Regions from separate parts of the Homo sapiens genome. Here region 2 is linked to region 1. Evidence: read pairs that join two places in POLR2A ChIA-PET (ENCODE). Cell type or tissue: B cell. All regions are shown on one strand. Each heading gives the region's core, and the rest is flanking DNA. Links, peaks and the distances in the headings are about the cores only.

Region 1 (6,052 bases), core at 1,261-5,260:
ATATGGTTGAGCCATAAGTTTCAACACATTTTCAAAAGATTAGAATTATTCAGATCATGTCCTAGGAATAGAAGGGAGCTTTCTTATTCTGTTAAAAAAGTATCTATAAAAAACCTTCTTAATGATGAAATATTTAAAACCTTCCCCCTGAGATTTGGCATGAGCTGAGGATACCCACAATACTACTCGACATTGTCCTGGAGGGCCCAGCAACCACAAAAGGCAAGGCGAGCAGACCTAAAGGGAGGAGAGGAAGAAAGAAAAGTCATTATTTACAGATGACATCATTGTGTGCATCAACTATGCAAAAGAATTTCAGGCAACTTCTTAGAATTAATATGCAAAATTGGCAAGGTTGTTGGCTATAATGTTGCTGTGGATGGAATTGTGTCCTCCCAAAATTCCTGTGTTGAAGCCTTAACCCCCAGTGTGATTCAGTTTGGAGTGGGGCCTTTAGGAAGTAATTGAGGTTAAACGAGGTCATATGGGTGCCATCCTAATCTGATAGGATTGGTGGCCTTCTAAGAAGAGGAAGAAAGATCTCTCTGTCCCCATACACAGACAATGGGTAGCCAGATGACAGCCCTCTGCAAGCCAGGAAGAGGGCCCTCACCAGAACCCAACCATGCAGGCACACTGATCCTGAACTTCCAGCCTCCAGAACTGTGGGAACACTAATCTCTGCTGTTTAAGCCACCCTGTCTGTGGTATTTTGTTATGGTAGCCTGAGCTGACTAGTACAAATGTCGATATTTTTAAAATTGTGCTTATATGTATCAGCAACAAACAATAAAAAAAGATATAAAAATTACCATTTATTAGCTGGGCATGGTGGCTCATGCCTATAATCCCAGCACTTTGGGAGGCCGAGGTGGGTGGAACACCTGAGGTCAGGAGTTTGAAACCAGCCTGGCCAACATGGTGAAATCCCGTCTCTACTAAAAATACAAAAATTAGCCAGGCATGGTGGTGGGCACCTGTAATCCCAGCTACTTGGGAGGCTGAGGCAGGAGAATCGCTTGAATCCGGGAGGCAGAGGTTGCAGTGAGCCGAGATCGCGCCACTGCACTTCAGCCTGGGCGACAGAACGAGACTCTATCTCAAAAAAAAAAAAAAATCATTTATAATAGTGTTCAAAACCAACAAATACCTAGTAGTAAATCTAACAAAAGACATGCAAAACGTTTACACAGGAAATTATTTACTGAGATAAGTACATCTAAATAAGTGGAAGGATATATCCCATATTTGTGGATTGCAAGATGCAATATTAAATAATTTTGATTCTCTGGAATCTGAGCTATAGTTTTAGTGCACACACACCCCACCCCCAAATCCTAGAAGCGTTTTGATGGTGTGTGTATGTGCACGCGCTTGTGTGCGTGTGTGTGTGTGTGTGTGTAAATGACATACTGATTCTAAAATCTACTTGAAATTGCAAAGAACCAAGAATAGGTAAGATAAATTTGAAGAAGGAGAAGGAAGAGGAGGTAGAGGAGGAGGAAGAGGACAAGGATGAGAAGGGGAGGAGGAGCAACATCAAAGCTGGAGGACTTATACTACCATGCATCTAGACTCACTGTAAAACTACAGGAATCATCCAGTGTGATCTTGGTCAAGTACAGACAAATAGAATAACGGAATGAATCAGAGTCCAGAAACACTTTATCATATAATGGGAAAATAATTTTTTATAAAATTATTCCCGGGTGAATTGAATATATATATGGAAAGAAAATCTTGATGTCTACTTTACAACACAAACACCCCCACTTAATTCATAAGGATTGTAGAACTAAATCTAAGGAACAGACAATAAAGCTGTAGGAAAATAAACCATAGGTGATCATCTTTATGACCTTGGAAGTAGATAGTAATTTCTTAAGTGGGATATAAAAAGCACAAATGCCATTGAGCAAAAAAACTGATAAATTTGCTCACATTGAAATTAAGAACTTATATTTCTCAAAAGACATCATTAATAATGTGAAACAGGGTGAAAAGACAAGCCAGAGTGGGAAAAGATATTTGCAGTGAATGTATCTGACAAAGGACTCCTATCCAGAATATATAAAGAGCTTCCACAGGTTGGGTGTGGTGGCTTATGCCTGTAATCTAGCACTTTGAGTGGCTGAGGTGGGAGGATCGCTTGAACCCAGGAGCTTGAGACCAGCCTGGGCCATAGGGTAAGACCTCGTCTCTACAAAAAAAAAAAAAAAAAAAAAATTAACCAGGAGTGGTGGTGCACACCTGTAGTCCCAGCTACTTGGGAGGCTGAGATGGGAGCATTGCTTGAGCCCAGGAGGTCGAGGCTGTAGTGAATTGTGACGGCACCACTGCACCCTAGCCTGAGTGACAGAGTGAGACCCTGTCTCAAGAAAAAGATGAAAGAAAGAAGAAAGAAAGAAAAAGAAAGAAAGAGAAAAGAAAGGAAGGAAGGAAAGAACTTCTACAAATCAATAAGGAAAAGACAATCCAATAGAAAAATATGTTAAAAACATGAACTACATTGTACAAAAAGGGATATCCAAATGGTCCAAAAACCCATGAAAAGGCACTCATCCTTAAGAGCACCTCATGAGTCTTCAGGGAAATGAAAATTAAAAACCACAATGTAATATGCCCCCCCACCCCTGACCACACTCACTATAATGACCAAAAATCTTACAATACCAGTTGTCATCTGCAAGACTATGGAGCAACCAGAACTCTCGTGTTGTGCTGTGGGAATGTAAGTCAACACACTTTGAAATCCTGTGGCAGTGTCCATTAAAAGCGAGCACCCACATACCCAGTGACCCAGAAATTCCATGCCTAGATATTTGCTGAACAGAAATGGATGCTTAAGTTCACCAGGACATGAACAAAGATGTTCGTCATAGCATTATTCGTAACAGCTCAGAACTGAAAACCACCCTGGTGTTCATTATCGGTAGAATGGGGATTTACATAATAAATGTATAAATATATGTAAATAAATTCACATGATTTAGACTAGACACATGATTTAGACTAGACGAAAAAGTTGCTATTGCTACATACAGAAACATATTTGAATATCACAAACATAACATTTGGGGGTTTTCCCAGACACAAAAGAGGAACTACTTTATAATTCTACGTATTTAAACCTCAAAACCAGGGTATACTAGTCTATGTTGGCAGAGGTTGAGATAGTAGCTACCACTATGGGAGGGGAGAGGACATAAGGTATGCAGATATTGTTCCTTTTCTTAATTGAAGTGCTGAGTGAAGGTGGAAATTTACTGAATGTTTACTTGTAATCTGTGTGCTTTTCTATTTACATTCCACCTCATTAAGAAACCATTATGGAAGTCATCTTCCTTCTGTACCCTTGCTCCATTCTGTTGCCCTCTTCCTTCTTCATGCCCTTACAGAGCTGCTGCTTTTTTGTTTGTTTTATTTTGAAGTAATCTTAAATTTACAGAAAAGTTGCAAAATAGTAAAAAGAGCTCCTATATACTATTCAACCAAATTCCCCAGTTGTTAATACTTTACTACATTTGACTTATCAGTCTTTCTCTCTATATATATACTAATGTATTTTTTTCCTGAATCATTTAATAACAAGTTGTAGATGTGATTCTTCGTCATCCCGTTAAGCCCTTGTGCAAAACAAGGGTCCTTTCCTATATGAACACAGTACAACTGTCAAAATCAGGAAATTGATCTTTATCTGATATTACCATTGAATCCACAGATCCATTCAAAGTTTGCTTATGACATTACTGCCTTAATAATTTCATCAACTATGCAGAGGCAATGCTGTGTTCTTCCTACAGCATTTATATCGGGGGCTCACAATGCTGACTTGTCCCACTCTTCTATCGCATGGTTAAGATGGTGTCTGCTGGATCTCTCCATGTAGCGCTCCTTAGTCCTTCCTGTAGATCTCAGTTTCCATCTGGTATTATTTTCCTTGCCCTGGAGGATGTCCATAGCTTTGACTGTATTACAGGTCTTCTGTCAATGAATTCTCAGTCTTGTCTAAATGTCTTCATTTCAACCTTGTTTTAAAAGGGTATTTTTGCTAGATGAGTATCTTTTTGGTTGAAGCTTTTTTCCTTTCAGCACTTTCATGATGCCATTCAATTGTTTCTGCCTCCATTGTTCCTGGTGAGAAGTTGGTAATGATTCTTATACTTGTTTCCCTGTAAGTAATGTTATACCTCCCAGCAAACCCAGCTGCTTTCAGAATTTTCTTAGGTTTTCAGAACTGTGTGTCTGAGTGTTGTTATTTTTTCTGTTTATCCTGATTTGAGTTTATTGAGACTACTGGATATGTAAATTGATGTTTTTCATCAAATTTGGGATGTTTTGGCCATTATTTCTTCACATATTTGTTCTGCCCCAATTTTACTACACCTTTTCCTTTGAGACTCTGATTACGTATGTGTTAGATTATGTGATACTATTCCACAAGGTTCGCAGGCTCTATTCACTTTCCTTCAGCCTTTTTTCCTTGTGATCTTCAGATAATGTTTATTGATCTGTCTTCATGTTTATCGACTCTTCTACTATCTCCAATCTGCTATTAAGCCTTCCAGTGAATTTTTCATTTCAATTATTATACTTTTTAGTTTTAAAATTTGTATCCAGATACCATTTTGGGGCTGAGTTTTCCTATATACTCACTGATTAAGACTATATCTTACTTTAATTATTTGGACATATTTATAATCGCCACATTACAGTCTGCTAAGCCCAACATCTGGGTCATTTTAGATTAAGTTACTGTTCTATAGTCTGCTTTATTCTTGCCTGGGCATCACATTTTCCTATTTCCTTATATACCTGGCAATTTTTTTTAAAAATTGAATACTAGATTTTGTGGCTAATATATTGTGAAACTCAAAATTGTGTTAACTTCCTCTGAAGAATGTTGATTATTGTTTTAGTAGGCAATTTAATTATTGGCAGATGACTTTGAACTTCCTTACTTAGGGTTCATGTTTTGTTACTGCAGATGCACGGAACATCCAAAATGTTTCCTAAGCCTCTCTAATTTGGCATGACTCAGTTCTTCCCTTTGTATGTGCAGCTTAGTTGTCAGTCAAGGACTTGCAGAGCTCCTGTGTGGGGTTCTGGGACCCCTGCGTGCACAGCTCCCTCTTCTCCAATGCTTGGCTCCACGCATGCCCACTGCTCCCGCTGCTCCACCTCTTCAGCTCCACATGACCCCCGTGCCCTGCCCAGACTCCGGTGCCGTGTGCCACAGTCAGAAAACTCTGTCGGGGAGCACGGAGCAATCACGGGGCTCACCTCCTAAGCGTCCCTTCCCACAGGGATCTGAGTCTTGCACTCCCTGAAAACAGCTGCCTCACGTACTTTGTCCAGATTCATGGTTATTTTTGGTGGGAGGGCTAGTCTGGTAAAACAGCTAGAAGTGGAAGTCACAAGTGATTTTGGCTGGAGAAGGTGATGCTTGTTTCCACATCCAATTTGTCCATGCCCTCCTTGACCTACTGCAACCCAGCCTCTGGCGTTTCTCTGCCTGGAGACTTCTCGACCCAGCTTCCATGACACTCTTCTCTCCTGGATTTGCCCCCGCCCCTTTACTTGCTCTTTCTTTGTCTCCTTAATCACCCCTTCCTCAAACCATCTCCTTGATGCCGCCTCCCTCAGAGACCCCTTATGAGCCCTTTTCTCTCCTCCTGTGACACTCACTAGACTGCAACTCAATCCTTCCTTCTATTGATCATTCTCCCGCCTGTGCCTTCAATTCTTCTCTTTATCTTGGCCTCTAGGCCATATTTTCACTGATACTGCAGGTAGTGGATATTTAGGAGGCCCTTAAACACTACACTCCCTAATTGGAATTTAATATCTGTACCCCATACCTGTTCCTCCTTTTCGTTTTCCCTTTATCCTGCCATTATAGAAAAATAGGAGAGATCCATGCAGCCCCAGCCCCTCCACACTCACTTCTCACTTGCAGTAGGCCACCAAGTCCTGATTCTGAAATATTATTCCAAATGGATGTCCTCTAGCCCCCCGCCAATACATGATAGCTCCTGTTAGCACTGTTAGC
Region 2 (4,715 bases), core at 126-4,125, 270 kb after region 1:
CTGGTTATAAATAGCTGCTTTGAAGTCTGTATCTGATCATTCCAATAGTTGAATCATCTCAGGATGGGCATGTATTGATCATCTTCTTTTCTCCCATGTTAAGATTTTCCTGGTTTTCATACACTGGGTTATTTTGGATAACCTGGATATTTTAAATATTATGTTGAGACTCTGGACCTTGTTTAAATCCTAAGCAGAATGTTGACTGTTTAAAGTGTTTGCACTACTAGTCATATTAGTCCTGTATCTACACCGGTCAGTCTGGGACCTGCAATGTGCATCTAGGGTCAGCCCTGTGCGCAGCTTGGCAGCAAGCCAATGACTTCACATATCACTTTATCGGATCACTCACTTCATCTCTCCCTTCTCTGTACTCTCCCTGAAACACAACAGCTCCCTGCAACATCCCTACCAAGACCTCCAGCCACAAATCTGGGGCTCTTTCCCTACCTACCCTGCTGCATACTCCCTGAAACTGCATCCAGGGCCCAGCGCAGGGGGGCAGAAAGGAGCTGCAGAAGGTGGTTGCCCCATGCTTTTGGGGCCATGGCTCCTCTAGACAGAGGGTAGCGTTACCCTCTCAGGTTTCAAGTGCGTACCCAGCTCACACTACCGTCACTGTGCCACCACTGCCACCTCCATGTTACTGCCCAGGAGCTGGGGTAGAGAAGAAAAGAAAAATTGGAGGGATTCCCCCAACTCACTGACTTCGAGGGGCTTCACATCCCACTCCTCTGATTCTTCCTGGAGCTCTTTCTGTTGGTGCACTTGAGGTTTCAAGCCGCCTGTGTGTCCAGGCTAGGCAATACTTGTTACCTCACCACTTCTCTGCGGAACTTTGAATCTGATCTCCTTTTCTTATCTGTCTACTGACAGCTGCTCCTGCATCTGTCCAGGATTGGTGGCTGTCAGTGGGAGAGACATGGGAAGATGCTCCCTCCACCTTCCTGGGACCACCTTGTTGACTCAGCAGCCTTCCTCGCCGCCCACCATGCTATGCCTTCCTGGATGGAGGCCCTGAGGGTGGCTTTTGGTTTTCCTACCCCTGTACCCCTCCAAGAAAGCTCTGGCACACTGCAGAGGCCAGCAACTACTTGTCAAATGAATCAAAGGAAAGTCAAGCCGGAGCCAAGGGTCAGAAGCAGGGGCTTGCTTCCCCGAAGTCCAGCCCTTCTTTGGGCTCCCCTTTCCTTTTTGACACCTCCTGCTTGGTTGGCAGTGAGGTCTCCCAGGTCTGGGGGATCCTTGCCACTGCTTCTGCACCCAGCCCTGGCTAAGCGGCCTTGTTCTCATCAAAGCTGCCGAGACCTGCAGGGTACTCAGCTTCTACTTCCACTCCTACACAGCTGCAAGTGACTTGAAAATATGACCATGCTTCAAAGTCTCCAGTGATTCCCACTGTGTTGGGACACAAAGCCCACCTCTCTGCCATGTGCCCCTGATGGTCGCTGCCCCAGCTTGTTTGCTTTCTGTAGGGCTTGGGTCTTTGCCAACCCCTCTACCTGAATTGCTCTCCCTGTAGGACTCATCATAGCTGAGGCCTTTGCACTCCGCTCTTTCCACTCACATGTCACCTCAGGGCTGTCCCCGGCCTCTCCTTTCCCATCTCTCCCAGTACATTATGGTCCTTCCTTCCTAGCATCTGGTGCTATCTACGGTAGGCATGTTTAGCTGCTGGTACGATCCCTCCTCCACTGAAATATGGGCTTCATGTCTGGCCCCTGTGGGACTGCCAGAGCCTGGTCCTCAGTCATGTTTAGTTGGGCTAGTGAATCAACTCTTGGTCAAAGGGACAAAAGCAGATGAGGAGATGTGGCTTCAATCAGGATCAGTGTGGAACAGTGAGACCTGCGCATGGCACTGCTAGGAGGGATGGGTTCCACCTGCCAGCCTTGGGGGTCCTGGCAGCCGACAGGACTTTGCCCACTGGGACTTGTCTGCCAACCTTTGGGTACAGAGCCTTAGCTTCACAGGCCCCAAGCCAGGAGCCCCTCCCCAGGTAGGCCAGCAGGGATGGAGGGAGGCCTGTCGAGGGTTTCTTGCACACTCAGATCCAAGTCTCAGAGTGGTGGTCCCTCTGCTGGCCTCTCACCTACCCGCTCCTGTTATCAGAAGTGTCGCAGGTGACAGTGTGGTCACTGGGGTGGGAGGAAATGGGAGGCCCTGGATGGGGCCCATGCCCAAGGGTCTGGCCATGGCCCCTTCATTAGGGCCCCAATTGTGACTTTATTGCTCATAGTCTCTTCCCTGCCTTGGTGGCTCTCATCCCCCAAACCTGAATGCAGAAGTCTTGGTCCTAGACTCAACTCCGTGCCACCCTTCAGCCTACGTTGTGGGTTCCTGCTAAGCTGAGCATTTACCTAACAATCAAGACTTCTGACAGTCCTCAGTCCTGCCCCCAAACCCCCTTGGATTTCTCTTTTTCAAGGTGGTTTCGGCTAGGAGAGTGAGCGTGGCTTGGGTGAGGGCAGATAGGGTGGGAGCATGGGGCATGTATGGATGAGACCTTGACAAAGGGACCCCGGAGGAAAGACAGGGGCCCTTTCCCCCTTTGTCCTGGAAACCCGGCTCAGCCCCAGCCCTTGCCCATTCTGCTGCTGCTGCCTGGTACCTTCCACAAGGCCAGACTCCTCTCCACAAAGCTGTGGTCTGCACCAGCTCCTCTGGCTCTCCTCCTCTGCCTGCTGAGGGCCGCCTCCTAGCCTGGCTGCCAATCACAGGAGAAAGGGGTTGGGATTTTGTTTGTGCCTCTGTCTGAGCAGAGAATGGCTGATAGGCCACTGAGCGTTGCCCTGGAGAGCCCCTCTGTCCCTGCTATCCCCATCTCCCCTGGCCCAGACTTCTGCCCTTCACGCCCATCCCTGACCAGCAGCCCCACTCAGTCTGGGCTCTGGGTGCCAGCTGGTTATAGACATGCCACCTGAACCCAGGCCAGGAGCTGGTGGATGCGTGGGGCTATTTTAAGCACAGCCTCTTGGCCTGCACACTCCCCTGGCCCCCAGCCCCCAGCAGCTCAGCTACTGGTCACCTGCCACCGCCTGGAATGCTGATTGGCAGTTGGCTGGGGTGGGTGGGGGCTGGGAAGACACTATTATAAAGCTGGGAGTGTTGGGAAGCAGCCGTCCCCGTCCAGAGTCCTCTGTGGTCCCTGCTGCCACCATGGCCACTCACCGCCTCGTGATGGTCCGGCACGGCGAGAGCACATGGAACCAGGAGAACCGTTTCTGTGGCTGGTTCGATGCAGAGCTGAGTGAAAAGGGGACCGAGGAGGCCAAGCGGGGAGCCAAGGCCATCAAGGATGCCAAGATGGAGTTTGACATCTGCTACACGTCAGTGCTGAAGCGGGCCATCCGCACCCTCTGGGCCATCCTGGACGGCACGGACCAGATGTGGCTGCCTGTGGTGCGCACTTGGCGCCTCAATGAGCGGCATTACGGGGGCCTCACAGGCCTCAACAAGGCAGAAACGGCCGCCAAGCACGGGGAGGAGCAGGTGAAGATCTGGAGGCGCTCCTTCGACATCCCGCCGCCCCCGATGGACGAGAAGCACCCCTACTACAACTCCATTAGCAAGGTGGGCTGCCTTTGCTGGGAAGGCCTCTGGGAAGCTGCAGAGTGGGGAGTCGGGTGGGGGCCCACTGGCTTGGGAGGGAAAGCAGCGTGCCTGTGTCCCCCAGGAGCGTCGGTACGCAGGCCTGAAGCCCGGGGAACTCCCCACCTGCGAGAGCCTCAAGGACACCATTGCCCGGGCCCTGCCCTTCTGGAACGAGGAGATTGTTCCCCAGATCAAGGCCGGCAAGCGAGTGCTCATTGCAGCCCACGGGAACAGCCTGCGGGGCATTGTCAAGCACCTGGAAGGTGAGGCCACCTTCAGGAGCCTGGGCAGGGTGGGTGGGCAGCAGCCCCAGCTGGCTTCTCATCTCAGCAAAGTCTCTCGCCCATGGACCAGGCTTTCTAGGCGTGGGGCTCCACATCATTCACTGAAAAAGGAGGGCTGAGAAGCCATTTTTTAGTTTTGTGAAATTTTCCCCATTTCTGTGTAACTGGGACACACTCCACAGGGGCTGACTGCACTCGAAGCTCGCTGTGTCCCGAGGTGGGGCAGGCTCCAAAGGTGGCATCTGCCAAGGGACACCCAGCTAGGAAACGGAAGGGCTGGGCTTAGAGCATCTGGCTCCAAATCCCAACTTACTGTGGGGCCCTGGACAAGCCACCTCCATCTCTGGGCCTCTCCCTTTTCCGGGGTGGTGGGGAGCTCCCCCTGGTACTGAATTCCTCTTGATGTAGGCTTGGACCCCTCGCAGGGCCCTCCCCCATCAGGTCCTCAGAATCCCTGCATGAGCTTCACCACCTATCTCCCTCTGGAGCCCCTCTCTGGGCAAAGGAAAGACCAATCAAAAGAGGGGTGCAGGACTATGGAGTGGCCAGACTCTGGGCTTGCAGCTGGGCTCCCACTGAAGAGCAAGGGCTGACAAATGGGCCCGGGATGCATGGGCGCAGTAAGGCCTCGCCCAGAGTGACTGGCACCTCCGCTCCGCCTCCCACCTTAGTATTCTGACACAAGGGCAGTCTAAATTAGCATCTGAATGACCTTAAAGCTTGTTGAGTCCTGGAAAGGCTAGAAGGGTGTGCCCCAGACCTCCTGCTCCTAGGGCCGTTGGGCAGTTGGCCAGAGCACCCAGACCGGCAGGCCCCGGAGACCCAGCCAGCCCCAAG

The links. ChIA-PET counts read pairs that join two places held together with the same protein. Peaks named below come from ENCODE experiments on the same cell type or tissue, not always from the same donor. Only the 100,000 strongest peaks of a DNase experiment are listed, where the experiment ranks them.
Region 2: POLR2A ChIA-PET joins it to region 1 with 6 read pairs; 1 of 35 experiments calls an interaction of 5 or more read pairs at or near these places.

What each region holds. Positions count from the first base shown.
Region 1 is chr7:44,335,840-44,341,891 of GRCh38, reverse strand. No RefSeq gene overlaps it. Among named protein-coding and RNA genes, the nearest start is that of CAMK2B, 13 kb to the right of the region's middle. RefSeq lists an enhancer at 2,984-3,053. In B cell, for the core only: no CTCF peak of the experiment used is centred there; a DNase peak (open chromatin) is centred at 3,041; H3K4me3 peaks cover 704 bases; H3K27ac peaks cover 756 bases.
Region 2 is chr7:44,063,974-44,068,688 of GRCh38, reverse strand. It overlaps DBNL (drebrin like), which reads right to left. Exons shown (of 13, transcript NM_001014436.3): 13 at 1-4,715. PGAM2 (phosphoglycerate mutase 2) reads left to right here and starts at 3,122. Exons shown (of 3, transcript NM_000290.4): 1 at 3,122-3,573; 2 at 3,677-3,857. The coding sequence starts at 3,160. RefSeq lists enhancers at 436-505, 3,356-3,425, 3,486-3,535, 3,726-3,785, 4,430-4,539 and a silencer at 2,106-2,175. In B cell, for the core only: no CTCF peak of the experiment used is centred there; no DNase peak of the experiment used is centred there; H3K27ac peaks cover 2,590 bases.